2 separate regions of the Homo sapiens genome follow, and region 1 is linked to region 2. Evidence: chromatin loops called from intact Hi-C (ENCODE). Cell type or tissue: mammary epithelial cell. All regions are shown on one strand. Each heading gives the region's core, and the rest is flanking DNA. Links, peaks and the distances in the headings are about the cores only. Region 1 holds the start of LOC105372664 (a long non-coding RNA gene). Region 2 overlaps NFATC2 (nuclear factor of activated T cells 2).

Evidence for each region. Hi-C counts contacts between places; a loop is a spot of excess contacts. Peaks named below come from ENCODE experiments on the same cell type or tissue, not always from the same donor. Only the 100,000 strongest peaks of a DNase experiment are listed, where the experiment ranks them.
Region 1: a loop joins it to region 2, with 6 times the contacts of the local background. A loop is called at or near these places in 25 of 110 quality-filtered maps.

What each region holds. Positions count from the first base shown.
Region 1 is chr20:52,076,201-52,092,611 of GRCh38, forward strand. LOC105372664 (a long non-coding RNA gene) reads left to right here and starts at 509. Exons shown (of 3, transcript XR_936849.3): 1 at 509-6,935; 2 at 7,271-7,362. It also overlaps a transcript of ZFP64 not described here. In mammary epithelial cell, for the core only: a CTCF peak has its summit at 7,647 (motif pointing left); no DNase peak of the experiment used is centred there.
Region 2 is chr20:51,374,441-51,390,851 of GRCh38, forward strand. NFATC2 (nuclear factor of activated T cells 2) reads right to left here. Exons shown (of 11, transcript NM_012340.5): 11 at 12,523-16,411. All of the region lies in intron 2 of LOC105372663 (a long non-coding RNA gene), which reads left to right. Among named protein-coding and RNA genes, the nearest start is that of MIR3194, 70 kb to the right of the region's middle. In mammary epithelial cell, for the core only: a CTCF peak has its summit at 11,687 (motif pointing right); a DNase peak (open chromatin) is centred at 13,961.

The DNA of each region.
Region 1 (16,411 bases), core at 4,283-12,282, 700 kb after region 2:
TTCTCTTAAAGAGATAGTTTATCAAAAGGATGCTTAAAGCTAACAAGTGCAGATGACACTGGGCTGGGTACTAGAATTAACTGTTATTCATGTGTTGCCCCTCTCAGCTATGGGATAAAAATCCTGCCCTTAGCATTAGGGTGAAATCAGTCTTTGGCGATCTTTCAAGAAATACATACTGCACAGCATGAGAAAGAGCATGTGAGTGCAATGCCTTTAGAATTTTGGAATTGACAAATGTACATTTGTTTTCTGTAGGCCTAAGTCCCTCAAACTAACACATGAAGATTGAGCCATCTGAAGAGCAGTTTATGGGGGAAAAGACTAATAGAGAGGTATTACGAAGAGCCCTGTTTGGAGAATCCTTCTCAAATACAAGGGTTTTTATTTTTTTATAAAGATGAGGTCCCACTATGCTACCCAGGCTGGTCTCGAACTCCTGAGCTCAAGGGATCCTCTCACCTTGGCTTCCCAAAGTGCTGGGATTATAGGCATGAGCCACTGTACCCGGGCCAAAGGTTTTTTTTTTTTTTTTTTTTTTTTAATGTGGGGGGAATAAGTATTCAAATGCTGGTTCTACTTGTTCTGGTTAAGACGGAAGCAATCGCAAGTCATTTTTTTTTTTTTTTTTGGAGACAGAGTCTCGCTCTCTCACCCAGGCTGGAGTGCAGTGGCAGGATCTTGGCTCACTGCAAGCTCCGCCTCCCGGGTTCACGCCATTCTCCTGCCTCAGCCTCCCGAGTACCTGGGACTACAGGTGGCCGCCACTACACCAGGCTAATTTTTTGTATTTTTAGTAGAGACAGGGTTTCATCGTGTTAGCCAGGATGGTCTCGATCTCCTGACCTCGTGATCCGCCTGCCTCCGCCTCCCAAAGTGCTGGGATTACAGGCATCAGCCACCGCGCCCCGCCAAGTCAAAATTTTACTAAGAAAACTGGACCCCAGAAACTCCTTTAATATCAGACTTTTTTTTTTTTTTTTGAGACAGAGCCTTGCTCTGTCACCCAGGCTGGAGTGCAGTGGTGGGATCTCAGCTCACTGCAACCTCCAAGTCCTTGGTTCAAGCAATTCTCGTGCCTCAGCCTCCTGAGTAGCAGGGATTATAGGCACATGCCACTATGCCTGGCTAATTTTTGTATGTCTAGGAGAGACAGGGTTTCACCATGTTGGCCAGGCTGGTCTCGAACTCCTGGCCTCAAATGATCTGCCCTCCTCGGCCTCCTAAAGTACTGGGGTTATAGGTGTGAGTCACCATGCCCAGCCTTAACATCAGAGATCTAATGTGAGGTGAGGGGGACAGTGTATGGAATTTTGCAAGTCCAGGAACTTAGGTGTGAAAATCTTTTATTTTTAAAAATTTTGTGTAGAGACAGGGTCTCACTCTGTTGCCTAGGATGGTCTCAAACTCCTGGCCTTCCGTGATCTGCCCACCTTGGCCTCCCAAAGTACTTAGGTTACAGGCACGAGCCACTGCACCTGGCCAGAAAATGAATCTTTAGTTTCACTAGCCTCTGAACGAAATCCAGTATTTCTGCCAATTTTGGAGGTAGGCACCAAATCACAGTAGCATTAGACAACCTGTGCTTTAGTCAACAAAATAAATTGGATATTTTCGTATAACATCATGGCCATTGTAGATTGCTACTTCAAAATAAAAGTAGTTACTAGATCTGCTGATAGATCTTGTATTTAGTGTTAATAAAAACACACTTAACAATTTAAAAATATTTTGATAACTATTATTTTAATGGCAGTTTCCTTTTGCAAACCTATGTATTTTATTCTTTTAAACATCACTGAGCAGATTCACAGATTTCATCGAATTGCCAAAGGGGTCCATGACTCAGAATGCACTGTGTCTTAAAGCAGGTCCTCCTAAGCAAGGGGTATTGAAAGGGGATCCACCTCAGAGACCTAAGACGCAGGTTCTAATCCTGACAAGTTGCTTGACCTCAGACAGGCTTCTGTCTCTCATGCCTTCACTTTTATCTCTATTAAAATAGAAGTGGGCCAGGTGCAGTGGCTCACAGCTGTAAAAAGCACTTAGGGAGGCCAAGTGGGGAGGATAGCTTGAGGCCAGGAGTTGAGACCAGCCTGGGCAACAAAGCAAGAACCCATCTCTACAAAAAAAAAAAAAAAGCAGCATCTGAAGCAGCATGTGGGGAGCAAACGAGATGCAATTGTGAATGTCTCCTGACAGCAGCTTCTCAAGCTCAGGTGGCCACTTAAACTCACATAAATCCATGTTTGGTTACCAAAGATAAGCATTTAAGCAACATTTATAATTTCGTAACCTGCCTATGTTGGGGGAATGCAACATTGGTCATTCCTGCAATACTTGCCCTAGCACACACGCAGCCCAGGGACGTTTTTCCAACCTAATGATGCTCACATTTGAAATTTTTTCCCACCCTACTATAGACCTCACTATTCTTGCAAAGAAGACTTTGTTCTATCTCAACACTTAGAACTCATGATTCTGTTCCTGAGCTGTCCACCTCTGCCAGTGGGAGACACCCTAGACTAAGGTGAGAGGTTAAGGAAGCTAGTGGAAGGCTGGGTGTGGTGGCTCACACCTCTAATCCCAGCACTTTGGGAGGCCGAAGTGGGAGGATCACTTGAGGTCAGGAGTTCAAGACCAGCCTGGGCAACATGGTGAAACCGTCTCTACTGAAAATACAAAAACTAGCCAGGCATGGTGACATGTGCCTATAATCCCAGCTACTCGGGAGGCTGAGGTGGGATAATTGCTTGAACCTGGGGGGCAGAGGCTGCAGTGAGTACTGCTGCACTCCAGCCTGGGTGACAGAGCAAGACTCCACCTCAAAAAAAAAAAAAAAAAAAAAAAAAAAAGGAAGCTAGTGGAGAAAGACTGCAGGTGCCAGAGTTCAGCACAGCAGGTTTGACTCCCCTGTATCAGCTGCATGATGCTGAGCAAGTTAACATCTCTGAAGATCAATTTTCCCTTGCAAAGATGAAGGCAAATGCCTTCCATTGTGAGGAACCATCAAAATAATGGAGGGGATACTAGTGAATGTTAGTGGGCGCCAGTGCTTGTCCCTCCCATCCAGAGACCTGGTCCCCCCTATCCAGGAGTCTTGATTTCAATGGTCGAAGGCCCTTCCCACAGCTTTCCAGTGATGCAGACAGGCTGAGGTATGCCCTTTTCTTCAGAAAACTGGCTGTTACAATTTGCAAAGCCCGATGCAAAATATTTTCAAAATTGCTATTAAAAAAATTAAGAATTTAAAGTCGATGACAGAACATGCAACCAAACAGGGGGCCTCCTGACTATGGGGCCCTTTGTGACAGCACAGCCTATGAAGACGGTCTGTCTCCAACTCACATGGCTCTTCCCACCCTGGTTCCACACTACAATCACCTGCAGAACTTTAGAAAGTAGAGATGCCCTTGTACCTCCCCTGAGATATTTCAAACACCAAAGAGGCCCCCAGGGGACCGCAGCAGGCAGGCACGGTGGAGAGCTACTGGAGTAGAGCCTTAGGATGCCTTGGAAGACTGTCATGGCCCAACATCCACAAGCAGCAGGCAAAACTGTCCCCATAAAGCCCAGATAAGACAAATACTTGCAAATGTAACATCTCAGGGTCTTTAGGACCCGTATCACGTGCCCCATGGAAAAAGCTATTAATGCCTCCCACCCCTATGAGGCTGCCTTACTGTGCAGACAGCAGAGGATGCTCATGAGTTCAGCATCTCCCCTTCCAGGTTTTCACCGGCACAGCCCACTCCAGAGGAACCTGCTTCCCCGTGTCCTTTGTAGAGCTATGGTGTGTGACTAGGTGGGGAGGCAAGCAGCAGCTTATGTGCGACTTCCCAGCGGTGTTAAGGACATGACCTTCTGTCCTAGTTGGCGCTTAAGGTGTCATCTGAGACTATGTGTTGAAGATGTGTGTGGCAGGGGGCATGGGAAGATAGAAATCATGATCCCTGCTGATCATAAGGCCACAGTACCTAGATCTTGGTTATTCCTCCTCCCCCTACAAAAGAAAAAAAGCAAGCAGGGCTCAGGGGGTGGGGGAGACAGAGGGAAGCCAACTTCTCTTAAGTCAGTAGATTGCATCATTAGGCCAAATGCCTGACATGACCCATTTTACAGAAGAGTAAAATAGACTCAGATGACATCCCCCTAGCTGAACGAGGCAGGGATTTCCCATCTTCAGCTGCATTCGCTTATAACTAAAAAAAAGGTGGCTTCTCAGAGTAGAAGGATGGTTGCCAGGAGTTGGGGGAAACGGGGAGATGTTGATCAAAGGGCACAATCTTTGTCATGACATGAACAAATTTTGGGTTGTAAGGCACAGCATGAGTGGTGGCAGCTGTGTTAATCTGTGGTAGTCATTACACGATGCTTAGGTATTTCCAATCAACACATTATAGACACCGAATATATACAGTCTTTGTCTGTTAAATATTTAAAAGAGGCAGCTTTTGGCCAGGCATGGTGGCTCACGCCTATAATCCCAGCACTTTGGGAGGCCGAGGCAGGTGGATCACGAGGTCAGGAGTTCGAGACCAGCCTGGCCAACATAGTGAAACCCTGTCTCTACTAAAAATACAAAAAATTAGCAGGTCATGATGGCAGGCGTATGTAATTCCAGCTACTTGGGAGGCTGAGGCAGGAGAATTGCTTGAACCCAGGAGGCAGAGGTTGCAGTGAGCTGAGATCGCGCCATTGGACTCCAGCCTGGGCGACAAGCGTGAAACTCCATCTCAAGGAAACAAGAGACAGCTTCTAGGATGTCACCACCCTGCCCCAATTTATTACTGGGTCATATTGTTTTAGGAAGTTTCTTCCCCTTATCCTTTAGTTTCTGCATTTAAAGAGGGACAGGGGCTAGGTGGGGTGGGAGAGGCCATGGCCTCAGGCACACATTTAAGGTGGTATCCCAAATCTCAGCTGATCAAGGTAAATACCATAACGCAACTTTTTAAAAACCAAAATGAATGCAAAAGAAACCTACAATGAACAGGATGTCAGAACTCTAAACACGGGATCCAACTCTGCTTGCACAGCCCTGACTTGCCCTAATCCCAGGCCAACTTTCCACAGAACTACAAAAACAAAGCAGATGACCTGTGGGGCCACCGTTTGCCAATCTGCATTAAAATATTTTTTGGCGACTGAGTTCTCGGCACTCCCTTAAGTCTCATGTCCCAGGCAAGTGCCTCACCCTATCCCAGCTCTGGGTAGCACCTGGGAGAAAAACACCTGCAGACAGGTAAAGTTCTTAGTGCAGTGCCTGGCTCAGTCATGATGGCAACTCGAATTGAGGCTCATCTGCTTTCTTAGAAGAGGTTAAATACAGGGAGACAAACAAGCTATTTGTGTTCTGTAGTGTCTAGAAGGCAGCAAGAAACCTTAAGCAGAGGGGCGGGAGATCGCCTTGATTTCTGTTCTTCAGTGGAGATTTTACAAGCTGATCTGAGTAAAGATCAAAAGGATCCAGTTTTCCCCAATACCTAACCGGAAACTCATCTGTCTGTGGCATGGAGCAACACCTTCCTTAAAGTGGCCCCACGAAATTTTTCTAAAGATGGAGTCGCATTGCTACCCAGGCTCGACTTGAACTCTTGGGCTCAAATAGTTCTTCCTAGCTCAGTCTCCCAAGTAGCTGGGACCATAGACACTCATTACTGATGCTGGCTCAATTTCATGTTAACATTTCCCCCTTGCCTTTTATCCAAGGCCAATCACCCTGTTGCTTGTACTTAGGGGTTAACAGACTGGCCTTCCAAATCATGTCCTTTTTATAAATAAAGTTTTATTGGCCCACAGCTAAACTTATTTCCTTCCCTATTCTCTGTAGCTGCATTACAGTGGCCGAGTTGGAACCTCTGTGCTACAACAGCAGTGGCAACAGAGCTGATAACAAGTAGGACCAGCAAAGCTCAAAACATTTACTATCTGGCCCTTAACTGAAAAAGTTTGCGGATCCCTGGGGCTCAGGTGAAGTCAAACTGCAAACATTCTCAGTTTCCTCTTCCAGATCCAGAGGGCTCTGCAAATCAAGGCTGGTGTAAGAATTGCCATTCTGGTCTGTGCCATGTCAGCTGCTCCTTTCTATTAAGGCTGTTTTATTTGGTTATTACCTGTACATTTTAAGTCTCATTCTAGCAGGTTTAGCCAGTTCAGCCCCCAATTCCGAATGATTTAACCCCATCCACTGCCATCTTCTAATTTCCTAGAAATGGTAAGGTAAGACTACCCCTACTCCTACAAGTTTCCTGGTCCTAGACTTCCCTCTTAGCCTACTTTTCTCTGAATCTTGGAATTCTTACCAGTCTCAAAAATTCTTTTAAGTTACCCAAATTCTTTTTAATACTCATTCAGCCTTATTCTCTTGAACTACACTCTCAGCTTTGTGCAAATCCCATTTGTGTCTCTGCCAGAAAATTTGGTATCTTTTAGTGTGTTTTACAAGTCACACTTGCCAGTTCAGAGCAAAGTACTCTGCAGGAGGGCTTGCTACATTCTAAGACCATGGGCCAAATCTAGCCTGCCACCTGTTTTTGTAAAGTTTTATTGGAACACAGACACACTTGTTTTTTCTTGCAATCTATGGTTGCTTTTGCACTAAAACCACAGAGCTGAGTAGTTGCAAAAAACTTTATGGCCCCACCCACTGCCTGAAGTAAATATTGGGTTCACAGCTTTTTACTCACCTCTGCTCTATTGGGAATCCAAGTTTGCTGGGTGATACCAGCTTGGATATAAAATCCTTAAAGTCCATACAGCTGTTAACAAAAAATGCCTTCTAAAAAGGCTGATATCTTTCCTCTTTGTCTAAAGAGCTATAACAAGAAGTACAAGGAACGTTTATGTGATTTCAATCTATGGGTTCCCACTTGAAAGGTCAACAACCTTCTAGAACAGAAACGCAGATCAGATTCACGACAAACAGCAGAAAGGTAACAATAGCAACTGTACAATAGCACCAGCATTCAGTAACCAAACACTTTTCTGATCAAAACGATCATCTCCAAAGAGACTAATTCTATCCTGGGTCTCTGTCATCATTTTAATCTTTTCTTCTTACAATAGAGATTCAGCAGTACACCATCACCTACCTGATGTAAAACTTAAACGGAGTCAGATTTGCCCAAACTACCACCATTCACAAAATAAACTAGGTACCTCTATTTCACAAGTGAAATAGTCCCTTCTACACAACCTATAAAATCTTACATCCTTTTTTCTTAGTTTACCAGGAACAATGGATCTACTTAATCTGTTTCAATTCCAGAGATGTTCAGCTTGATGAGGGCACACAAGACTTTATATTTAAAAAGAGTATTTGAAGGAAAGATGCCAAAAGTAGAAACCAAGCAACTTTGGGTAAGTATTATATCCACTGAGATTTCATAACCTCCTAAGGGTCCATCTATGAGAAGAGGTTGGATTTTCAGTAGTTTGTGGGTTCAGCAAACACTAAATGCTTTCCGTGATGAAACAGATGCTGGTGTGAGGCTGTCCCACGTATCACATATCCCAGCACCCAGCACCAAGCTCAGGGCCCACTGGGCCCCTGGACTTTTCTCTCCAAATAGAATTAAACAGAATTTTGAATTCCACAACAGACAAGCACAGGCTGGGCTAGTTAGCTTGATCTTTGGCGCCACCTCCAGATCAAACTGCATTTCGTTTTACTACAGTAGGAACTCATTGAGAAATCCAATGTGCGTTTATAATTAAGTTACTGAATGGGGCGCGGGCTGGGGATGGAGAACCTTCTACCGTAACTGTCTGTGGAGGGCTGCAAAATTGAGTGTTCCTTACATCATGCTACCATGAGTCTGCCTTTTTTATTGTAAGACAACAGGTAAAAGAAACCACACAAACATATAAGGCAAACACTCTTAGAACGATCACCCAGGTTATGAAATAGAAGTTTTCCAGCAACCCCAGACCCTTCACGTACACCTTCCTCACTTTAACCCTTTCCACTCTAGAGATTAGTTTTAGTTTTCTATATCGTCTAAGTTTAATAATTCCATCAGAGATGGATCAGTTTTAAAATTGGAATCCGTTACGTAGAAGCTATCCCCATTGGATAGAGCAGGGCTTGGCAGACCCCGCCTTTGAATGAACAAGTCGACTTGCTCAGATAATCCTTGGAGGGAAGAGACAAATGCGAGGAGTGTCTCCACAGCCCTGCTTTGCTTTGCTTTCGTCACTGTCGCCCAGCCATCGCCTCTGAAGGCCTGTGAAGTTGGAGCGGCCAGCCCCAGAAGTGGTGCCCAAAGCCTGTCTCTCAGTGGCCTCACCTCTGGAGGGCTGGGCAACAGCACTGGTCAGAAGTTCCGACAGCTGACCACCCTCTTCGGCTGAGCTAGAGGTCTTGGCTGGGCTCTAGGGGAGCCTCGAGCTGCCCCACGGAGACCAGGGTGCTGAGCTGTCCCGAGGCACCGCTTTCCGGTGGGAAGGTGACCAAGTCTGAGTTCTTGTTCTCACTCTGATCACTGTGCTGCTTCTTGTGGCATCTCAGAGAGTCATCCCTGACGAAGGAGGCGCCGCAGGTCTCACAGCGGAAGGCCCTCTGCGTCACGATCTTGGCCACGTGCTGGGAGCTGCCCTCTCTGAGCCCTTCCTTGCCCAGAGGGGCCCGGTTCTCCGTCTTGGCCTCGTCCCTGTGCACCTTGTCGACGTGCTTGGCCAGGCTGCTGGGCCGCTTCGTGTCGAAGCTGCAGAAGTCACACTTGAAGGGACGGTCCTTACAGTGGACTCTGCTGTGCACGCGCAGGGCGGCCGCGCTGGAGCAGGAGTAGCTGCACTCTGGACACTTCTCCGGGTGGTCGGCCTGGTGCAGCCGGCTGTGCTCCAGGAGGTCAGCCCGGTCCCGGCCCTGGAAGGCACAGTGCAGACATTTGAAGGTGTGCTTGATGCGGATGTGCGATTTGAGATTCGCCTTCATGGTGCAGCGGACGTCGCAGAACTCGCACTTGAAAGGCTTCTCCCCCGAGTGCACGATCATGTGCCTTTTCAAGTCCGAGCTGATTTTGAACTTGGCGCTACAGAGCCAGCACTGGAAGGGGGTATCCCCTAGCAATGGAAGGTGTGTTTCCATTAGAACAGGCAGGCAAAACAGACCCTCCCACCCCAACCTGCCTTAGCACACTTGGCCGCCATGAGATGGTTGGGTTTTGTGAACTCTAAACCCAACCTCCTAATGACAACACTTGTTGTGCATATTAATGCAATCCTCACAACAATCCTATGAGTGGGTACTATTACCCCCACTTTACAGATGGGACAACTGAGGCTCAGAGAGGTCAAGTTACTTGGCTCAGGTCAAACAGCAGGGATTTGGAACCCAGGCACTATGGCACTCAAGTCCATACTCTTGATGACCCCTTCAGTTTCAAATCTAAACTCCCATTTAACTTGACATCCCAGAATTGAATGTGGAAGAAGAGGTGAGATTTAAATTACAAACAACTGCTTCAAATCAAGCTAAGACCTGTGAAGACGCTTACTATAGTGTTTAATCTATATGACATCAGTTATTGAGCTTGTATTTCAAGTTAAAGTTTCTTACTTTTATAACTACAGGCTAAATTTTATTTATAATATTAATGCATAATTATGGCAGCAGGGGACAAATAATAAAGAGCCATGGTCTTTAGAGTCCCATTCCCTGGAGACATTGCTAAGGGTTTCTAGTTGTTTTTGAGGTTGCTGCTTTAAACGTCAGTTGAATATACACAAAGATAAGCATCTTATCCTACACACCCATCCTTTCCCTAACCTCTCCCCTGCATTCTGGTGGTTGTGACTTTTACACTTTTAAGCTGAGTAGTAGCCTCACATTTTAGTCCATCAGCTTCTGAGATTTTTTGAGGATTCACTCCTCTTCTCCACACTTAACTCCTCACTTGTTAGAAGTAGCTTTCTTTTCACCTTTAAGTAAAAAAATATTTCCATTCTGTCTGGTGAATTCTTATACTTTAATCATTTTCAGATTTCAAGTTCAGAAGCCAACTATAAATAATTTAAATGGTGACTGGGAATGTGATATTCATCGGAGCCAAACACTGCACCAGGATTACAATCACTTCCTTATAAGTCTGCTGTCACACTCAGGCCAGTGGATGGCGTAACCACCCATCAATATAATTTTGTTTTCTTTTCTTACGTGTTGCTCATTTGGGGGCACATTTTAACTTGCTTCTTGATTAGACTGTGTTTCTTGAAAGAAGGAATCTCAATTTCAGAAGTCATCCACTCTCATAATTTTGTAACTTTCACAAGGAATTTTTTTTTTTTTTTTTGATACAGAGTCTCACTCTGTCGCCCAGGCTGGAGTGCAGTGACGCAATCTCAGCTCACTGCAAGCTCCGCCTCCCAGGTTCATGCCATTCTCCTGCCTCAGCCTCCCGAGTAGCTGGGACTACAGGTGCCCGCCACCACGCCCAGCTAATTTTTTTGTATTTTTAGTAGAGACGGGGTTTCACCGTGTTAGCCAGGATGGTTTCGATCTCCTGACCTCGTGATCTGCCTGCCTCAGCCTCCCAAAGTGCTGGGATTACAGGCTTGAGCCACCGCGCCCGGCCCTTTCACAAGGAATTTTTAAAATGGATTTTTAAAACTTCTGATTTAGTTTCTCTTGACTTTCTATACAAGTATCAGCCTGATATTTCTCTTTGCTGCAATCCCAGTTAGCCATATTCAGGTATTCACATATCAAATATATCATGCCAGATGTTTCCTCCCTTCCTTTGCTAGAGTTTATCTTCTAGTAACTCCCACTAGCATGGTGGCTGGGAGTAAAATCTTGAGTCCTTGCACATCATTCTATTTTGCTCTCATACTTGAGATAGTTTGGCTGGGTATAGAATTCTAAGTTCAAAATCATTTCCCAACTCTTGAGGGCACTGTTCCATTGTCTCCTAGAAGCCAATACTACCCAGACATATTTCTAGATATAGATGTCCCCTGTCCACTCCCTTCCATCCTGATTGGAATCCTGTGAGCACTTTTACTCTCCTGGCCCCTTAGAATTGTGGACTTCATTTCTCATTTGATTTTCTATTTTCACTCTATTTTCTTCTCACTTCCATTTTCTTTTCTTCCTAGACCTGGTCAGAAACCAGACTTCAGGACTGGCTCTTATTCTCAGTTCACTCACCCAATTTTTTTCCCGTAATCTCTGGGACATTAATTTTATAGCTAGCAATCCTAGTTTTATTTCATACTTCTTTGTTCTCATTATCTCTTCATAGGTCTCTATTTGGATGCAACATTTCTGCCAGTGGGTAGACACCAATTAGAATGTGAAAATTACCCAAGTACTCTTACTTCCAGGATTAGTTATTGACTTGGCTCATTTTATTCCATTCATTTCCTATAGATGACTCATGATCCTTGGTGGACTATATTTGGGAAAGTAGACTGGTTTAATGATTAGACATGGATGCCAGAGGTTTCACCTGCTACTGGGTTGGTTGGGCAGTTTTGCCAGGCCTTGGCTAGTCCCCCAAGCTTTGTGGCCCTGGCTGTCTACATGCTTGTTCCAAGCCCAGAGCCCTCAGGGCCCTTGGATATTGGCTGGAAACTTTGGCTTCCAACTGTACAGCTGCCTCCCATTTGTCTGCTGGGACACAGCTTTCTATACTCAGTTTTAAACATCACTATGTTCCTGTCTGCTCACCATTTTCCAGGAATTCATTGAAAATTTTCAACTTATGAGCATCTTTATGAATATCTCAAACCCCATTTTTCCATGCCACGATGAGTTGGTCCTATCATTTCAGTAGGGTCCCATAAAGGAAGTTCCTAAGATTAAAAGTTTGTGATTTTTAATTATACTTAATGGATCCTGCTACATTCCAAATTTAGCCATGCAATCAGTGTATACATTTACTGAAACATCTAGTTTATAGGTCTGACTTGAGATACATCATTGGCTTCTTGGCAGTTATAGTGGGTATCTACTCCCAGCTGGATTCTATATAGTCAAGATATAAAACCCAGCTGTCAGTCATATTTTACCAAAAGTTGTTGTTCCGGCAACAGAAAAATGACAAATCTCACAATTATCACAGAAGTTCCAAATTCTTGTACTTCTACCACACCAAGTCATTTAAGTTGCTTGTGTTGTTAAGTAAATGAAGGTTAAGAAATTAGAGAAAAAGTAAGGGATTGAGGTTTCCTGGTCAGGGACTCACCCGTGTGAGATCGCAGGTGGACGGTGAGCTGGCTGGAGTTGCGGCTGGCATAGGGGCAGAGCTGGCATTTGTACGGCCGCTCATCAGAGTGGATCCGCAGGTGCTTCTTGAGGCTACTGCTGTCCACGGCAGCGTAGTCACACAGGTGACACTTGTGTGGCTTCACACTGGTGTGGCACCGCATGTGCATGGTCAGGTTGTCCTTCCGGCTGAAGCACTTGTCACAGAACTCACACTTGTGCGGTTTGTCTCCTTCAAACACATAAGGAGTCAAAGTTAAAGGTTTTTTGGTCAAGATGGCTACAAAGATTTGACCAAGATGATAGCCTGGGCATATGGGTGTGCCGCCTCCTCCTGTCCAAATACTGAGAGAGAAAGATACTGAAGTCTACATCAGCATATTGGGAAACAAGAATGTGTATCATTCATTGATAGTTCAGAAATCCTAAGGGAAAGATGACATAAAAATCTGATTGATGGAGAAAATTACAGGCCAAACCCTGTTTGGGAAAAATGGCAGTGGTTATAGAAGTACTCAGGATAAGAAGTGGCAGCTGTAGGGATCTTGGGCAGCTTCATGAACCACATGGAGAATGGTCAGGTGGACCCCTTCCTCTCACTTCTTCCAAACAGCAAGCAGCACGGCATCTCCCCCTAGGCTGTTGGTCAAAGGGTGCTGAGGTCAGAAAAAGAATACAAGGGCCTGGTAAGTTAGAGATGCCAGGGACAGCAGAAGACCACATACCCAGAACACTTCCATCCAGCCATGTTTCATCACTACCCCCTAGCCCAACCCTTCCAGGCTGATCATATCCAAATAAAATTAGTTTACCCAATAAACAAATGCTTGGGGAAAGCCAGAACCAGAAAGACACGCCCAAGTCAAGAACTTAGTTACTAAAGCAAAGGGAGGAAATGAAATTAGAGAAATGAAAACTATGGAAATCAAAATAAAAGTTCTAATAAGTTGACCAGCAAAAAGGGTGTCGAATGACAGCTATTGGTGGATGTAGGTCATCATACATTTGTCCACAACCGCAGAATGTACAACATCAAGAGTGAACCTTGGCCAGGTGCGGTGGCTCACACCTGTAATTCCAGTGCTTTGGGGGGCTGAGGTGGGTGGATCGCTTGACCCCAGGAGTTTGAGACCAGACTGGGCAACATGGCAAAACCCTGTCTTTACACAAAAAATACAAAATATTAGCTGGATGTGGTGGTGCATGCCTGTAGTTCCAGCTACTTGGGAGGCAGAGGTGGGAAGATCACCTGAGCCCAGGAGGTTGAGGTTGTGAGCACAGATCGTGCCACTGCACTCTAGCCTGGGTGACAGAGCAAGACACTGTCTCAAAAAAAAAAAAAAAAAAATGAACCTTACTGTAAACTATGGTCTTTGGTTGAGAATGTTGTGTCAGTGCAGGTTCATCTATGGTAAAAATGCACTATTCAAATGTAATGTTGGTAATGGGGAAGGCTGTGCATGCGCAGGAGCAGGGAGCATGTGGGAAATATCTGTATCTTCTTGTCTTTAGGTTCACTTTTGCTGTGAACCTAAAACTGCTCTTATAAAAACAAAACAAAAAGAAAAAGCCACCTATTAAGAAAAATCTTAGAAATGGAAGATACAGCTAAAGAATCTCCCAAAAGGACAAGGGGGAAAAGACGCCAAAAGGTAAGACACGAAAGCTCGTTCTAGATGGTCCAGGATAGAACTGAGAAGAATTATTTCCCAACACTAAAGACAGCCATGCATCTTATTTAGAAGCAGGGTGGTCCAATTTCAGAACCCTAAGAAGGGTGAGATCTGGAAGCTTCCAGAAAGAAAACCACCAGCAAAATGCTCACATCAGCATAAAGCTCCTCAGAACAGTGGATGCTAGCAAGACAGGAACAGGATCTTCAACTTTCTAGAGAAACTGTTTTAATAGAATCTTATACTTGAATTAGCATTCAGTGAGAGGAGAAGATAGTTGATATATGACTTGGTATCACACTTAAACACTGTACACCAGAAAAAAAAATAAGGGTGATGGTGAAGGTAAGATGGCAATATGAGAAAATACTACAATGGAAAAAGTATAGCTTTCAGACAAGAGAAAAACAACCATCAAAAGACTTGGTTGGGGCGACTGGGCATGGTGGCTCACACCTGTAATCCCAGCACTTTGGGGGGCCAAGGTGGGCAGATCATGAAGTCAGGAGTTCGAGACCAGCCTGGCCAACATGGTGAAATCCTGTCTCTACTAAAAATACAAAAATTAGCTGGGCTTGGTGATGCACACCTGTAATCCCAACTACTGGGGAGGCTGAGGCAGGAGAATGGCTTGAACCCAGGAGGAGGAGGTTGCAGTGAGCCGAGATCGTGCCACTGCACTCCAACCTGGGTGACAGAGCAAGATTTTTTTTTTTTTTTTTTTGAGACAGACTTGGTTGGGCACAATGGCTCACATCTGTAATCCCAACACTTTTGAGAGGATCACTTAAGTCCAGAAGTTCTAGACCAGCCTGGGCAACACAGTGAGACCCTGACTCTACCAAAAAAAAAAAAAAAAAAAAAAAAAGGATTTGCTACGTGTGGTGGTATACCCTTGTAGTCCCAGCTACTTGGGAGGCTCAGGTGGGAGGATCACATGAGCCCAGAAGGTGAGCTCTGATCATACCACTGCACTCTAGCCTAGGTGGCAGAACAAGAACTTGTCTCTATGAAACGAAAAAACCAAACAGCACAAAATAAAAATCACATCAAATATCAGATAACTAGATGTCAAAGTAAATATTATAAACAAAAACGTATTACATTTCCCTCTTAAAGATTTAAATTATAGGTCAGGTGCTGTGGCTCACGCCAGTAATCCCAGCACACTGGGAGGCCAAGGCAGGAGGATTGCTTGAGGCCGGAAGGTTGAGACCAGCCTGGGCAACACAGGGAGAGCTCATCTCTACTTTAATAAAAGTTAAAAATATATTTAAGTTAAATTAAGAAAAAAAGCCACTAAATGCTCTGAAGATACCTAAATCAAAGTGATAGGAACACAATAGAAATTCTAGAAAAATGCTTAAAAAAAGTAGGAATATCAATTTTAGCATCAGGCAAAATAGAAATCATGGTGAAATCCATTAAAAATTTCATATGGATGAGAGAGTTCAGTATGTAGATAAAAGTCAAACTTTTATGAGTGTAACATGGCTTCACAAATGGTTTTTCAAAAATGTCATCTTGGAAGTTTTAGAATGTCTTTTAGGACAGTTTTTGTCAAAATTAGATTACAAACTCCAGAAACAGATAAGTTTCCTATTTCAAAACCTATGGCCGTGGCTGGGCGCGGTGGCTCACGTCTGTAATCCCAGCACTTTGGGAAGCCAAGGCAGGCAGATCACCTGAGCTTGGGAGTTCGAGACCAACCTGACCAACATGGAGAAACCCCGTCTCTACTAAAAATACAAAAAAATTAGCTAGACGTGGTGGCACATGCCTGTAATCCCAGCTACTTGGGAAGCTGAGGCAGGAGAATCGCTTGAACCCAGGAGGTGGAGGTTGCGGTGAGCCAAGATTGCACCATTGCATTCCAGCCTGGGCAACAAGAGCGAAACTCCGTCTCAAAACAAAACCAAACAAAAAACCTATAGTCTATAATGGCTTTAAAGTAGTTTGTAGATTTAAGTTCACTTCTAACAAAATGCTGAAATCAAGTGCACAGTATGCAATTCAAGAAACCAAAAGAAAGAATTGAGGCTACGTATAGCACTTGATCAATAAAAGTAAAAATGGTGCTTAAGAAGGAAGGCTTAGCTCAAAAAGAGAGGATACCAACAGATCAGGGTTCTTAATCTCAACACTATTAGAAATTCTCTGCTGTTTGGTGCTTTCCTCTGCATTGTAAGATGTTTATCGGCATCCCTGGCCTCCACCCACCAGATGCCAGTAGAACCCTTTCTTCTCCAGTTGTAACAATCGAAGATGTCTCCAGACATTGTTCCCTTGGGGGGTGAAATCATACCTAGTTGAAAACCATTCCAATAGACTTTGGAAAAGCAGAAGGGGACTACAGATACACAAAGTCAATCGTGACTATTAAGTAGAACTTTATACCCCAATAAATTTAGAAGACTCAATAAGATGGGTGATGGTCCAGGAAGATGTAAAACTGCGAAGTCTGGATTAAAAGATCGAAAACAGGCCGGGTGCAGTGGCTCACACCTGCAATCCCAACACTTTGGGA
Region 2 (16,411 bases), core at 6,819-14,818:
TCTCTGACGGTCCTGCCTCCATTCCATAGGGATCCTTGTGATTCCACTGGGTCTACCTGGATAATCCAGGATAATCTCCCTGTCTCAGAGTTCTTAACATCATCACGCCTGCAAAATCCCTCTTGCCTTATGAGGTAACATATTCACAGGTTCTGGGGATTAGGGCGGGGACCTCTTTGGGGCCATAATTCAGCCGACCACACTGTTCTTATGATGCCTCCCATCCTGGCCCTGCTCCACTGTTCCTCCAGCAGGCACTGTCTATCTCTGTCTCTCTCTTGCTCTAGCCTTGACACCAAAGGAGTTATTTGGTTCTAATTTGGGGTTCTGGTTGGATGAATTGCAGGAGAAAGCTTGTGTCTCCTCAAACATCCCCCCATTGTCCCCGGACCATACAGGTTGTAGTCAAGGGACTTGTTAGAAGGCAGGCGGCAGCCAAGAATTCCAGAGAAAGCTGCATGGGAAATGTCCCCATTCATTCATCAAATATCAGAGCACCTACCACATGCCTGGCACTTCTGGTCACTGTGGGCACAACTGTGGACTGGGCAGACTTGACTCTGCCCTCGAGGAACTGACCTTCTCGGGGGAAGACAGGTGGGAGAGTGATCCTATCATAGGCACTCAACCCAAACAAGACCCCAGGTATTGCGAGGGAGGGTGGTGGAGCAGATACATTAGCTAGGGTGGCCACGGATGGCCTCTTTGAGGAGGTGGAACATGACCCAAAGAGCCATGCAGGGGATGGGGGAAGTGCGTTCCAGGCAGACGGCTTGGCAAGTGCAAAGGCCCCGAGGCAGGAACGTGTTTGGCTTCTTCAAGAAACAGCAAGATGGCAGCGTGGCTGGAGGGATGAGGTGGTCTGAGAGTAGCTGGGGGCCAGATCATAGCAGGACCCTGGCTTTTATTCTGAGTGAGGTCAGGGCCTTTGGCGGGCTTTAGCAAAAGGTGCTATCATCTGGCTCATATTGAAAAGGATCCCTCTGGCTTCTGTGAAGGGAACAGACGATAGCAGGCCAGAAACCAGGAACCCAGAAGGAGGCTACACAGGCAAAGGAGTAAATTGAGGAGAGTTTTAATGGATTATTCACAAAGGCACAGGAGAGAGGGGAAACGTAATGCAAGATGAATCCCCCAGAGCTATCAGCACTGGGGCACCTCTGCCGCCCCAAGGCCCGAAGAGGTTAAGGAGGAGAGCAGTTTCTGGGACCGGGAGGGATGGCACCCCATGGAGAGGGCCACTTGGAGAGACAGTGGCTTTTGTTGAGGGACATATCCAGGCCACGGCATGAACACCCAACCTTCCATCTCTTGCTGGCACCTCCTATTGAAGGAACCCTCTGAAAGCCAGAGGTGCCCCGGAGAGGCTGGTCATATGGTCCGCCTCCCAGGCCCAGAGAGCTGAGGGTGAACCTGGAGGGCAAATGGAAGACACTGGAACAAGCTCCCTGCCCAGCTCCCTGAACGCAGGGCAGCTGACACTGTAGCCTCTGTGCCTGTAGCCACCGTTGCTGTCTAGCTTTAGAACTTGGATCCTTGAAAAAAATATTAGGGCTGCTGCTCCATGGCAGCCCTGTGCAGAACACACCAGGAGGGAGAGGGAGAGACACGGAAGATGTAGCGCGCCCCCCGCCTCCTTAGGCTGTTCTCCCATTGCTATAAAGAAATACCTGAACCTGGGTAATTTACAAAGAAAAGAAGTTTAATTGGCTGATAGTTCCACAGGCTGTGCAGGAAGCACAGTGGCTTCTGCTTCTGGGGAGGCCTCAGGAAACTTACAATCGTGGTGGAAGGCTAGGGGGAAGCCAGCACATCACATGGGCAGAGCAGCAGGAGCAAGAGAAGGGTGGGGAAGTGCTACACACTTTTCCATGACCAGATCTCATGAGAACTCACTATCACGAGAACAGCACCAGTGGATCCACCCCCATGATCCAATCGCCTCCCACCAGGCCCCACCTCCAACACTGGGGATTACACTTTAACGTGAGATCTGGGCAGGGACATGGATCCAAACCATATTATTCCCCCAGCTCCATCTTTACAGAGGGTAGAGGGGCAGGAGGCATGAGGGGAGGGGCCGGAGAGGGACTGAGAGGGGCAGGAGCGGCACTGAGCGGCTTGCAGCAGATGAGGGGGTCACACCTGTAGTGGCTTTGTTCCGGGTGTAGGTAACGATGTGTTGTTACTTTAAGACTTTTTCTTGGTCATAGATTGTGTGGTTACAGATTTCAAGCAGTACAAATGGATATGGAGCGAAAAGCCCCTCTCGTCCCCTCCCCCATGCCCCTGGACTCCCAGGACCATTAGTAATTCTGAAATGTCTTTCAGAAAAAGCACGTGTGTTTGTGTGTGTGTATACAGTGTGCAGGTATGCAGTACGTATGTGTATTCAGATGTGTGTGTATACAGTGTGCATGTATGCAGTATGTATGTGTATACAGATGTGTGTGTGTATACAGTGTGCGTGTATGCAGTATGTATGTATATGCAGATGTGTATACAGCATGTGTATATGCAGTATGTGTGTTTGCATTGTGGATGTGTGTGTTTGTATGCAGTGTGTGTATGCAGTATGTGTGTATGCAGTGTGAATTTATGTCATTGTGTGTGTATGAGTTTATGTCATTGTGTGTGTGTGTGTGTGTGTGTGTGTGCGTGTGTGTGGTCATCCCATGAATGGGACGCACAGGTCTGCACTTTGCGTTTTCCCTTGCCGGCCACTGTTCCAGGCACTGGGGTGAAACACAGCAGTGAGCAAGACAAACTGTCCTTTTTTGTTTTGTTTTTGTACTTTTTGTAAAGATGAGGTCTCACTATGTTGCCCAGACTGGTCTCAAACTCCTGGGCTCAAGCGATCCACCTGCCTCGGTCTCTCAAAGTGCTGGGATTACAGGCATGAGCCACAGCGCCCGGCCAAGACAAACCATGTAGATAACAGGTTAGACAGAGGGAAGGCCCATGAGGAAGGATGAGGCCAGGAGACACAACAGAGCAACAAAGGAGCTGACCCTAAACACAACCCGAGGAAACAGGGTGTTTTCCTCACTGTACTGGGTTGAATCGTGGCCCCCTCAAAAGATGTGTTCTTGTGGTGGACGCTGGTACCTGTGAGTGTGGTTCAACTTGGAAGAAAGGCCTCTACAGATGTCACCACATGAAGGGTCTTGGCATGAAACCATCCTGGATTAACCAGGTGGGTCCTAAATCCAAAACCAAGTATCCTTATAAGAAGAGGAGCCCATGTGAAGATGGAGGCAGAGATTGGAGTGATGCAGCCACAGCCAGGGAACACCAGGAACCCCCAGAAGCTGGGAGGGGCCAGGAAGGGTCCTCCCCACAGCCTTCAGAGGCATCACGGCCCTGTAGCACTTGGTTTCAGAATTCTGGCCTCGAGAATTACGTAAAGATAAATTTCTGTTGTTCAAAGTCTCCCAGTTGATGGCAATTTGTAGGCGGCCCTAGGAAATGAATGCACACACCTATTCTGTTCCAAAGCTGCGTTGGATCCCCCTACGGGCGTCCGCCAGGCGTCAGGTCACCAGGGCTGTGAGGATGGGTGTTCTGATTGTTTATATTTTTCTGCTACTTCAGTAGACCAGCCTGAGTATCTGTGTGTGTCTTTGGGTGCGTCGGGGGTGTTTCTAGAGGAAGACTCGCAGGTGTTCCACTGCTGAATCATAGGGTCATTCATTGTTGATCAAGATCTTGGGTGGAGTCTGGGCGCCGCGATTTTAGCATCGAGGAAGAGGGACCATTGGCTGAAGCCGGGGAAAGTAGGTAGCATGGGTGACCTGAAAACCAAGAGCAAGGGGACAGTTTGAAGAAGTGGAGAGAACACCTCAGAGCCAAACGCCACTGGAAAGTCCAGGAAGAGAAGAAATGAGAAGAGTCCATTTGATTCGCTGACAAGGGAGGGCGCTGGTGGCTTGGCAGTGAGGTAGGCGCAGAAGTCCCAGCACAATGGCTGGGGAGTGAGTGAGCAGGAGCAGGGGATGAGAGGCAGCAGCAACTCCTTCTAGACCCTTGGCTGGGAGGCGTGGGGAAAGCCAGGCTGGTGGCTGGAGGCAGATGCGGGTTCGATGGATGATTTTTTTTCTATTTTTATTTCTGGTTGATTTAGACAAGGGACACCTAGCATGTTTGAACCTTGATGGTTGGGAGCTGGGAGAGAGGGAGGGTGAAGATAAAAGAAAGGGATTAACCAGGGTGTCCACGTGGGCAGGGACGGCTCCTCTCGAATCCTCGGGGGGACGGGGGTGGTGGAGGTGGGATGGAGGGTGGGGCAGCTCTTCCTCACCGGATGAAGGGTCCAGCTGCGGAGACTCTGTGATGTGGAACCCTCTGATCGGGCCTGTGTGCGGCAGATGTGTGAGCACCAGCTCTGGGTGGCCCAGGGGTAGGCCAGGCCAGGTCACTGGTGGCTCTAAAAGCTACATGAAAGGGGTCATTACAGAGCTTTAAACCTAACTGTGATGGCGACCCACTGGAGCCTCAGAACCATTATCTGGCAGCTGCGTGGAGAATGGGCTGGGGAGGTATGGAAACCAGTTAGGGGGCGGACATGCTGGTCCATGTGGCCCAGTGGCTGCCACATGCCTGTTACGTGTGGAGTTTACCAGGCGCCCATCTGCTTTGTGGCGATGCTGGTGGAAATGCCTATTATAACACAGATACAGAAAATGCTGTGGTGTGTTTTGAGATAAAAATCACAAGCAGCCGGGCGCAGTGGCTTACACCTGTAATTCTAGCACTTTGGGAGGCTGAGGTGGGCGGATCGCCTAAGACCAAAAGCTTGAGACCAGCCTGGACAACATAAGACCTCCATCTCTATGAAAAATTAAAAAATTAGCCAGGTGCACTGATGTGTGCCTGTGGTCCCAACTGCTCGGGAGGCTGAGGCAGGAGGATCGCTTGAGCCCAGGAGGTCAAGGCTGTAGTGAGCCTTCATCATTCCACTGAACTCCAGCCTGGGTGACAGAGTGAGGCCCTGTCTCAAAAAAACTCACAAGCTCTAGGAGACAAATTGGACTTGAATCTTGACCCTCCCCCAACCCCCGACAGACTATGTGGCCTCAGCCTGGTTACATGACCTCTCTGTATATGTTAGTTCTTCATTGCTCTATAACAAATGACCTCAAAATATAGCAGCTTAAAACAACACATTTTCATTATCTGACAGCTCCCATGGGCCCGGAATCTGGGTTCAGCTTATCTGGGCCCCCAGGCTCAGGGTCTCTCTCAGGCTGCAGTCAGGAGTCATCGGGGGCCATGGTCATCCCAAGGCTCCGCTGGGGCAGGATCCACTTCCAAGCAAGATCAGCAGTTGTGGCTGGATTCAGTTCCTCATAGGCTGGGACCGAAGGCCTCAGTTCCCCACTGTTTGTGACCAGGAGCTGCCCTGGGTTCTTTCCACGTAGGCAGTGCTGCTGGCTTCATCAGAGGGAGCAAATGAGAAGACTCAGATAAAGAGAGCGCCAGCAAGATGGAAGTCATTACCTCTTGTAATCTAAGAAGCGAGTCACTAGGTCCAGCCCACAATCAAGGGTAGGGGATCACACAAGGGTGTGGCTACCAGGAGTCCAAGCTACTTGGAAGGCTGAGGTGGGAGGATTGCTTGAGCCCAAAAGACAGAGGTCACAGTGAGCTGTCATTGTTCCACTGCCCTCCAGCCTGGATGACAGAGTAAGACCCTGTCTCAAAAAAAAAAAAAAGAAAAAGAAAAAAAGCCAGTACCTAGTGATAATAAAAATCAGAGCAATTGTTGAAATACTGTTTTAAAATTCTCTGTAGATAGTGCAACCCCTGAGTGCCAGCACCAGGTGGATCATTCCTACCACCCCCTCCCCTCATCGGGATGCCACCAAGATGCAGCTGAAGGACATTTACCAACAGATGCACTCAGGCCTTCAGAGATTGTGTTAGACATCTTAGTCCATTTGTCTTGCTACACAGGAATACTTCAGGCTGGCAATTTAGAAAGAGAAGAGGTTGATTTGGCTCATGGTTCTGATGGTTGGAAAATTCAAGATGGGGCATCTGCCTCTGGTGAGGGCCTCAAGCTGCTTCCGCTCATGGTGGAAGAGGCAGGGGACCTCATGTGTGCAGGTCACCTGGCGAGAGAGGAAGCGAGAGAGGGGAGGTGCCGGGCTCCTTTTAACAGCCAGCTCTCATGGGAACAAATGAAGCGAAAAATCACTTACCCCCACCCCCCACCAGGGAGGGCATTCACCTACTCATGAGGGATCCACCCCATAACCCAAACGCTTCTGTTAAGCCCCACCTCCAACACTGGGGATGGAATTTCAACATGAGATATGGCAGCGGTTGTGAGGGGAGGGCGATCAGATAAACCAAACTATAGCAGCTTCTGTTTGGGTCCAAGTAGCCATGGAGAATACAGTGGGCCTGATTTTAGGATGGGAGCTTAGGCAGTGTCTCTGCTGACATCTGGAGCTATTACATCTAATGGAAGAGATGCCAGGTGGAAGCAACAGCTGGACGAAGGCCCTGAGATGCAGGCAGTGTGGCATGTTTGAGAGTGAGAGATCAGGGGGCTGGAGCAGAGGGCAAGATGGGAGAGTACTGGGAGGTGAGGTAGGAAGGGAGGTGGGCAGTGGAAAGCTTTGGTGGCCATTTAAGGTCTTTGTCTTTCACACTGAGGATCTTGAGCAGAGGAAGGACCTGATCTAAGATTAGCAGGAACACTCTGTGATGAGGACAGGCAGAAGGGGAAAGGCAGGGAGACCAGCCGAGAGATTACCACATCAGTCCTAGCAGGAGGTGGTGCTGAAACAAACACCAGACTCAGAAGAGTGCCAGGCCGAGATGGGGTCAGTTTCGGGATAAAATTGAAAGAGGGAACTGATGGGATTTCCTGACAGATCGGAGATGGGTGTCAGAGAAGGAAGAGGGCCAAGCATGGTGCTGGACTTCTAGCCTGAGTGACCGGGGTGACGGTGTCCCATGAAATGAAATAAACGCTGGGGTGGGACGGTGCTAGGAAGGAGAAATGCAAGAGTTCAGGTTGAAACATGATCAGCTCCAGGTCTCTTTGAGGCCTTTCTCCCTCCCTCTGCACCCTGCTGGGATGTCCACTTCACGCGGATGGAGACTTTGCTTAGTCTGTGTTCTTCACTGATGTGGTCCGTGAGCCTTGAACAACGTATTCATCCGTTTTCTGTTGCTTATAACAGAATACCTGAAACTGGGCATTTTGAAAGGGAATTTCTTTCTCGTTGTAGAGACTGAGAAGTCCCAGGCCGAGGGCCACATCTGATGAGCGCCTTCTTGCTCACGGGTACTCTGCAGCATCCCCTGGTGGCACAGGACATCGCATGGGGACGGGCTGAGTGCGCTAATGTGCTGTGCTCAGGTCTTTCTTCCTCTTCTTGTAAAGCCGCCAGTTTCCTTCCCATGATAACCCATTCACCCATTAATCCATGAATGGATTCATCCATTCACGAGGGTAGAGCCCTCAGGATCCAGAGTCACCACTTAAAGGCATCACCTCTGAACACTGCCACATTGGCATGGCAGGCAGGATAAGGGCCCCGTAATGATGTCCATGTTCTAATGCCCATCATCTGTGGATGTGTTACCTTCTACAGCAAAAGGGACTTTGCAGGTGCGATTGCTAATCACCAGTGATTAGAAAGGAAGAGTACCCTGGGTTACCCAGGTTTGCCCCATGTAATCACAGGAGTCTTTAGAGGCAAAAGAAAGAGATGTGAGAGTTTGTTAGAGAAAGAGGCGTGAGGCTGGAAGTGGAATCAGAGTGATGGGATGGCTGGCCCAGCAGATGAGAGCTGAGTGCTAAGGAATGCGGGCAGCCGTGTCTATTTCCAAAGAAGCTGGAAAGGATGAGGAAACCTTCTCCCCCAGAGCCCCCAGAAGGAGCGCAGCCCTCCTGACACCAGGATGCTAGCCCCACGGGACCTACTTTGGACCTTGGACCTCCAGCACTGTGAGGTGATGAATTTGTGTTGCTTTATGCCACTAAGTTTGTGCTAATTGTCGCAGAGGCCTGCAAGGAGACAGGGCTCAGGAGCGGTGGGTTTCAGCTAGGATGAAAACACGCAGGCCCTGGGGGGAGGGAAGACTGAGGATGTGGGGGTTTGTTTATGGGGGGCAGTGAGGTGCAGAGGGATGGGCAGCACCATTTCATGGGGCTGTGGGGCAGAAAGTGGGGTCTGAGCCTCATGGGGGTCAGAGTGAGACGCAGGGGATGAGATGAGAGTGACATAAACAGGGATAAATGGCAAAAGAGACTCGTCCCAGAGGGGAGGCCGTGAGCCCTGGGAGATGGAAGTCACGGGACCTGGGACCCCCACTGCCCGACTCTCCGAGGAGCCCTGGACATACTCTGGGCAGTGCTGGTCTAGGGAACTGGAGACGGGGGGTGGGGTGTCCACAGGGCAGATTTTAGGAGAGCCTGCCCTTGCACCTTCAGATCCTGGAGCCCAGCTCAGGGGCCAAGGTCTGTGTCGAAGACCCCAGCAGCACACAGAGGGTGCCCTGGCTTATTTGCACCACGGGGAGGATAAATGAGAACGTGGGCTCCTGAACTGCACGGCTGCAGGTGTATCTGGGGAGGACCAGATGGAGAGGCGCCCAGCCGGAGCGCGTTAGCACCATCTAACATAGCAAGCTACAGGCGCTGGCCGCACCTCGCTCCACTGCAAACAATCCGTTATTCACCTTGTCAAACAGACTCCCCCGAGAAGCCGGTTTCAGATTGGGCTTGTAAACGGCAGCTGGCTGGCCGGCCCTTCTCTTACCTGTCCCCAAGGAGCTGTTGAGCCACAGCAGTGAGCATTTTACAAGCAGGAGGGCCACAGGTGACTGCAGGCTGCCAGAAAGCAGATAACTGGCCTGGCAGGCTCCAGGATTCTAGGGAATTATGGCCTTTGGCTTTCTGTAGCAAAGGGAACTGGCTCTGTCTAGAAGACAGGCTGGAATACACTGCTGTGTAATTAGAGATGAATAAACCGAGCCATGTGGGGCAGGAGGAAAGTCTCCCTTGAGTCAGTTGTTTGGTTTATAAAATGTGTTAAATATTAGGAAATGATTAATTTTCCATACATGCCAGATGAGCCCATTGTTCTCCATGCACAGGAAAAGGCATGTTTGCTCATTTAACACCCGGTTCCTGGGGGCCTACCATACCGCATGCCAGGGTGGTAGAGAGATGGCATTGAGCAAATCAAGACAATCGTCGCCGCCATGGAATTTACAGGGGCAAGAGACAGGCAGCAAACATGCACACGGCCATCCAAACAGCGTTTTTGACATGCCAGGCTGAGTGCATGTGTGGGTGGGGCATGGGGTAGGTCCCACATGACAGCGGTCACTGAAGTCCTCTGAGGACAAGAATTTGATTGGAAAATTGAAGAATGAGGAAGAGCCAGTCCACGAAACTCGGGGGTCAAAGCGTTTCAAGTTTTAGGAGGAGACAGAGAGAGAGGTGGGGAATGGTGTGGTCTGGGCAAGGAACAGAAAAGAGACCTGGAGGCTGGAGAACTTGGGGCCGAGGAAGATGGCTGAGCCTCTTGCCTGAAATTCGGATCATCCTGAACGCAAAGGGAAGCCGTGGAGGGCTTTAAACAGGGCTGTGATGGGATCTGAGGCTGCTTTAACCTCGATCTGGCTGCTGTGTGGACGGGGAGGTCGGGAGTACACCAGCAAAGGGCTGTTGTGTCATCCAGGTAGGAGATGAGGGTGTTCTGGTGAGCATGAGGCATAGAGGTGGGATGATTTCAGAAGGGACCCAGCAGGACTTGCTGATATGTGGGCAGTGGGGACAGTGAAGGATCCGGGGTTATTCCCAGGGTTTTGACTAAGCGACTGTGTAGATGGTGTTGCCATAAACTGATGAGTAAGATGGGTGTGTGTTGGGAGAAGGGAGGAAGAGGAGATTGGGAATCAGGAAATTTTGGGGCATGTTGAACTCAAAATGCCTCCTGGCTACCAAAGAGAAGAAGGCACATAGTTGGGGAGGTCATACAGGAGTCTGGCACGTGTGTATGTGAAGGTGTAAATACAACCCTCTCCACGGTTGTCCTGTGAATGCTTTTTTCTCATGGTATTAAGGGCAGAGGGTTCTGAATCAAATATCCTCTGACACTTTGCACAGCAGCAGAAACTGTTGGCAACGTGTTTTCAAGGAGTTTTGTCAGTATTTCATAGAAGGATGAAGTGTCCCCATTTCAACAAAAAATTTAGGGATCACTGATGTAAAAAGTATAGCCCCTGGAAATCAGAGTGAATTGTCACTGTACTTCCTGTCTCGAGTCCAGCGCAATGTTTCAGAGCTTGAAGTTTTTCGTAAATCAGGGATTCCTAGAGGGCCTGGGACACGGCAGATATACAGCAGGGGGTTTTGTTTCTTTGATAACTCCTCATCGGGCCATTTACAAAGCTCAACTTCTGAATTTTACCAGGAGGGCAGGGCAAGAGGTGGTTTAGAGTGAGAAGCCCTTTTTGGAGAAAGTTTGGTCTGACCTTGTCCATCTTTGTACCACAAAATGTCATGAGGTTTATAGCAAGTGTGTCCCCTATACCCCATCACAGCTACTGGGGATCCACAGACAAAAGAAATGACTTCACTTTCATTTCTTAAAGGTCCTTGTGGTTCTGTGCCTCTGTCCTCAGCGTTATTTTATACTCAACCTGGTCCTACCAGGAACCCAGTTTCCTCCCAATGTATGAACATGAAGAGGCTGAGTAGGAGTCAGCATTTGTTTTCTCCTGTCAATCTTACCACTTCTTAAATCCCAACTTGGCACGAAACCACTGTTCTGTTTCTGCTCCTTTGTACGAAACTACCCCATGCTGTTGGATACAGCAAGGAACAATGTTCAGATTTGCAAACTCCTGGCAAAGTGACCCCAAGATGCTCCAATACGAACTTCCTTGTTATCTCAGGTTTTGAAAATTGGATAAACTCAAGTTTCTGGCTTTAATGATCTATTTAGAAAAATTTAAATCCCATAGTCAGAGCTCTAAATGTTTTCTTCCAGATATTAGTCAAATGAGGTCTCAAGATGAGCTCAAGGCTCCATGATATGCCTTAGGTGAATCTGAAATCTGTTTGTTAAATGACGGGACAGTGGATCGATAGGTAATATTGATTAAACATGCAGCACCTGTGAGGTGGGGACTAGAGAACTCATTTTATATCTGGGGAAACTGAGGCACAGGCCAAATTTGTGTTTATTAAGTGTGGCTTAAATATAAATGTAGAACACAGACTTGTTTTTTGTTTTTTGTTTTTTCTTTTTTAAAAATGACTGTATAGTTTTAGCCTTGTCCTCTGCTTAAGTGATTTTGACTTTCGATTCAGGAGAAGTGGTGTAAGGTTTTCAGAAAGTGAGTTAAAGCAAAACAGTTGGCCGCAGCGGCAGCAATCATCTTAGTGGGGCACAGTTGCCTCTTAGGTGTAGCCCTGGGCAGATATTTTTTGTGGGGCTCCTGTCTGCATGTGCAATTTGAGCCATTCCTAAATCAGCACCATTCTGGTGATTCAGTCTCACACCATCCCACAAAAATCACAATGAAAATACTGCACCAGCCATCAGGAGCAATCTGCTCACCAGGGTGCTCTTCTGGAAGCTGGCCTGGACCCTGTAGGTGCAGGTTCTAGAGCTCTTTGGGGCATCTGAAGGGGAGAAATGGGAGCCAGCTAGTCCCAGCCACCAGAGGGAGACTAAGGCTATTTCAAGATAGACACTTCCAGCAGCCAGGACCCATGCAGGTCCCTGTCTGAGCTTGGGACCCCTGCCCATTTGGTAGTGCTGGTTACACGCACTGGAATGGGGGGCTAGAAAATTCCCAGGAAGACATTCCAAGTGCAGGGCTATGGTGGGGTGAAGTGGGTCCCTAAAACACAGGGCCGGGGGCAGGTATCCCGTTTCCCTGGGGTTAAAGGGTGGGAGGAGGTTCGAACCATATTAAGACATTAAAAATAGCAGCTACTTCCAAACCTCTTAGGTGCTTTAGCTACAGGAGGGCAAAAGCTGTTTTAAGGAGGAACTTGGCTAGAAGGTTCTAGTACTTATGTTTGTGGGTTTGAAGGTATAAGGTGCATTTTTTTTCTTTAGCCTTGATATTTTGCAAGATGCTCAAATAAAAATGATGGCTTTTGCCTTCCAAGTGGCTGGCTTAGCCCAGTTGACCATGAATGCTTTGGGACCCTTGGAAAGCTGGTCTAAGGTGGGCATCATAAATCTCTTTTATGAATGCTACCTCAAAAGTAGTCTAAAGGCACAGATTACAGCAGAGCTGTGCTGGAGAGAACCAGACAAATTCAGGTTGACCATGTGGCTTTGTCACCTCCGGCAAGTGGCTTCTGAGCCTGAGTCACAAGCACGGTGGGACTGTACCTACCTCCTAGGGCTGAGACGAGGAGTAAATGCACACACTTATGTACACACACAAAATGTTCCTTGCTGAGGGAGCCCGAAATGTAAAGGGAATATTTGAGTAGCCTCTCTGGAAAAGAAAGATACACCAAAGTAGATGTTGCTTCCAACTGTTTTATTGCTAAACTATCATGATACAAGCCGTATAAAAATACTTTACATATAGGAAAAATAAACTACATTAAACTGGAGATTAAAAACATTTGCATAGGAATGTGATGTATTCAAACGCCTTTAACAGTCAGGATTTTCTAAACCTAAGCCTGCCAGCACCACCATGTTGGAGAGACCTGTTTGTTGGAGAATTGGTTTTCTCTCCTCTGAGGGCTGTAGAGGCCAGAGGGGTGAGTGAGGTTCTTTGACAAGATGTCCAGGATGCTAAGCTTGTCCCAACAGCCATAGCCTCGGTCTGCTCAGGCCAATCAGAATGCTGTGAGCACCTGCTCTAATGGAAACAACATCATTTGCATCCATTCCATTCAAAGCTTGAACTCAGCAGGGAGTTTATTCTGGTCAGCCAACAGCTGCATAAAGGTAGAATGTTAATAACCCTTTCACTTCCAGCTCCCAGGACCCTGATGGCTCAGGGAGCAACTCTCTGTTATCAACCACCAGAAAAGTTTGTTTTTAAACAGACTGAGTTAAACAGTGATGTTGGCTGTAAGTCAAGGCACTCACAAAAGCTGAGGGAAATGGATGTTTATGATCACAATTTTATAGGATGCTGCTTTTTCTTAAGCATTTAATTGGAATGCAGGAAAATACTTGCTATGCAATTGGCTGCTTTGGTTCCACGAAACGTAATGCCCTAGCCTCGAGCCTAGGAGACCCAAGGTTAAGATGCGCTGGGTCACCGAGCACCTTGCCTCCGGGAAACAAGTTCGGGAAAGGTTAGCCCAGCTTGTCAAGAACGTCACAACTCCATCCATGCCTCTTGTAAACTTGAAATGAAAACATTCTTTCAATTCTGAGCAATAGAAAGCACTTGGAAAGGTCTTTTTTTTTTTTTTTTTTTGACATGATAAATTCAGCCTCACTGTAGTCCAGAGTGAGAATTAGAACATACCAACTTCCAATCTGCCTAAATGTGACAGCCTCTGCCCAAGACTGGCTCACTGAGGCGTCTTGGCTACTGGATGTAAACAAAAAATGCAATATCCGTGCCTCCCAGTTCTTTGAAGGAATCAATTCATCCTTGGTTATATCTATGCTGGAAAACTGTGGGTGTCCTTTGGATAAAGCATACAGGAGTTATCTACCAGGATTTAGATTTGGTCCCTTCTGTAAATATTAGCCTGAACGTTGAGTTCTGTGAACATGAATTCTTTTCGAATTCCATTACAATGCAGGCAGGGTTTTGGTGTCAATTTTTTAAAATCAAAATCACCTACTAAATTAGTTATTTTGGGGGGAGGATCTAGACACTTGATGATTCTCAGTGACCAGATCCAGGCTCAGGGCTGAAGTCAGCATAATTCTTGAGCAAGAAAAAGGTGATTCCTTCTTCCACAAAGCCATTCCTTCTCCTGAGATGCCATCTTCTAGAGAGGTGACTAACAGGCTCTGAGTGGGGGTTTTATTATATGGGTTTTTGTTTCCTGGAATGAGTAACAAATGTTTCAAGAATACATCATTTCTCTTAAGAAAAAAAAATCAACCTATGTGTAAAAAGAGACACTTAAAAAGATTTCTGACCATTTATAAATATAAATCTAATTCCAACAGGGGTGTAATATTTTGAGGACAGGTAAAAAGCATAAAAATACAGGTAAGAAAATAAAATTTAATAACATACTAATCTGGATTGCTATACATATTATCAAGCAGCAGCATCTTTGTACAATACAGGAAGACTTGCAAACTTTGGAAATATACTACATTCAGCAACACGGTAGACCTGTCAGAGTGCTACATATTTACATTAACTTAGATGTAGCAGTGCAAACCTTCACTCAACTGAGATCCTTCTAACACACGTGCAACACACCCATCTTTACCATTTAGACACCCCTACTTTCTCATTCTCTTAGAGGATCTTATTGCCTCTTCCCGTACTGGAAATATTTCATGAGCCATCCTTCTTGGCAAAATTTCCTCCTAGCATTTGTAACTGACAAAACTTCCTTGATAGCTGTCAGTTCCTAATACACTTTCTCTTGCCTGTTTATGTCTCAAATCTAATGCTTTTGTTTCTCTTTCCTTTGCGATTTGTTACAGTTGTTTATGAAAGTGCTTCCTATAATATCCAGCTAAGATGTCTTAGAAAAACAGAGGGGTTTATTTGTGTGTGTATTACACACACACACGCGTACAGGAGGTTGAGCTACCAGGAGGCCGTTTTTGCTAACATAGTTAGAAAACTGATGGAAAATGCATTAGTCCTTTTTCACCCTGTGGACAAGGAAGCTGAGCTACTTTGCTACAATAGCAGGAAGGCACTTGGGTAAAACATTCAGATAACTGAGGAAAGCCCAAATTCCCTCATGTACAAAAAACAGCTCCTAGCCAGTCCTAGCCAGGTCGAGTGAGAACAAATCACTCACCACACACTCTTGGCTTTTCCCCAGTGAAGTCAATATTGCTGGAGAGAAAATTCTTTAGGTGAAGCTGCTAGTATAAGGAACTTATAATAAGGAACTTATTTTGTTCATGAGGAAGTATTTAGCATCCCAGAAGTTCCATGGTAGGGGTCAACCTCTTACTGGCATTCTGTTTATTTAAAAGAGAATTTTGCTAAACTCTTTGAGCTTAGGGTGGGTGAGGGAAAGGTCGTTCATTGTCAGGGAAAAATAAATGCTAGGTATCGACCGACAGGTTGCATACAAGTGCACAGGCCCGAATCTGAGCATTTTGCCTTCTATCTGGAGTGCCAAACACACCTGGCCCCACTCCCAGGAAGCTTTTACCTCTGGGTAACCTTGACGGGAGAGCCAGGACTTACAAAGCCCACAGTGGGCACTGAGTGGCCATGACTTTCTTCTGAGGCCTTCTGCCTACAGACTGTACAGACTGGACTGAGAAAACACTCTAAGTACAGTCTGAGTGCTAAGAATATTTTCACTTTGCTGCGGATTATTGAGGAAACAACTGAATGGCTGAAAAATGAATCCCCCGCTTGTCCTGGGGTATCTGCAGTACATGCAAACAGAAACAAACACATCTGCCAAGAACTTCAAGGGTTTTGTTTGTAAAAATCACAAAAATCACACCCACAGAGGAAGACTAGGGGAGACTGGGTGCGCTCAGTGGAAACAGTTGGGAGGAAGGAAATCACATATAACATGCAACCGAATAGAGCTCATTCAAAGTAAAGGATGCATTCGAGTAGATTTCTTCATGTTAGAATTTGAGTGCGGATAGGTCTTCAGGGGCAGAAGGGATCTTTAAATAGGTTCAGGTCAAATTAACCAGTGAAGCTGGGAAGCACATCCTGAGCTCGGCTGTCCCACTTAGAGGGAATTCAGCCCTTTTCCTCTATCTTGGTAGAAACCCACCTCCAGAAGCACTTGGGCTGTTTTACTTAACAAAAATACCCACACTTCTTTTCTTGGTTGCTTTAGCCCTTCTGCTATTCCTCAATTAAATGCACATGCTTGAGATTCTCCACCGCTTTACGGAAAAGCACTCTGGCTGCTAGGAAGAAAGCAAGCCGGAACCTTGCAAAGCATCCAGGTTGTACAGCTGCAGCAGACAGGTGCTTGCTCTCTGCAGCCTGGGTCAGCCCCCCAAGTCTATGGAAATTGTGTTAGCAGGACTGCGTGCTGCAGGGGTTAAAGAACAGCTCGCCAAGACAGCTCCAGGGCTAGGTGCCCTGGTCAGCCTTTTAAAGCAGAAAAAATAATAATAACAAACGCGTATACATGTCATAACTTAACGCCAAGAAGTCTTAACAGGTGATCTTGTCTGGGCAAGACAGTTTGGTTTTGGAATGAGAATTCAAAAATAAAGCTTTAGCTGTGGCCCAGTTGTGGCATGGACTGGGCGAGCTC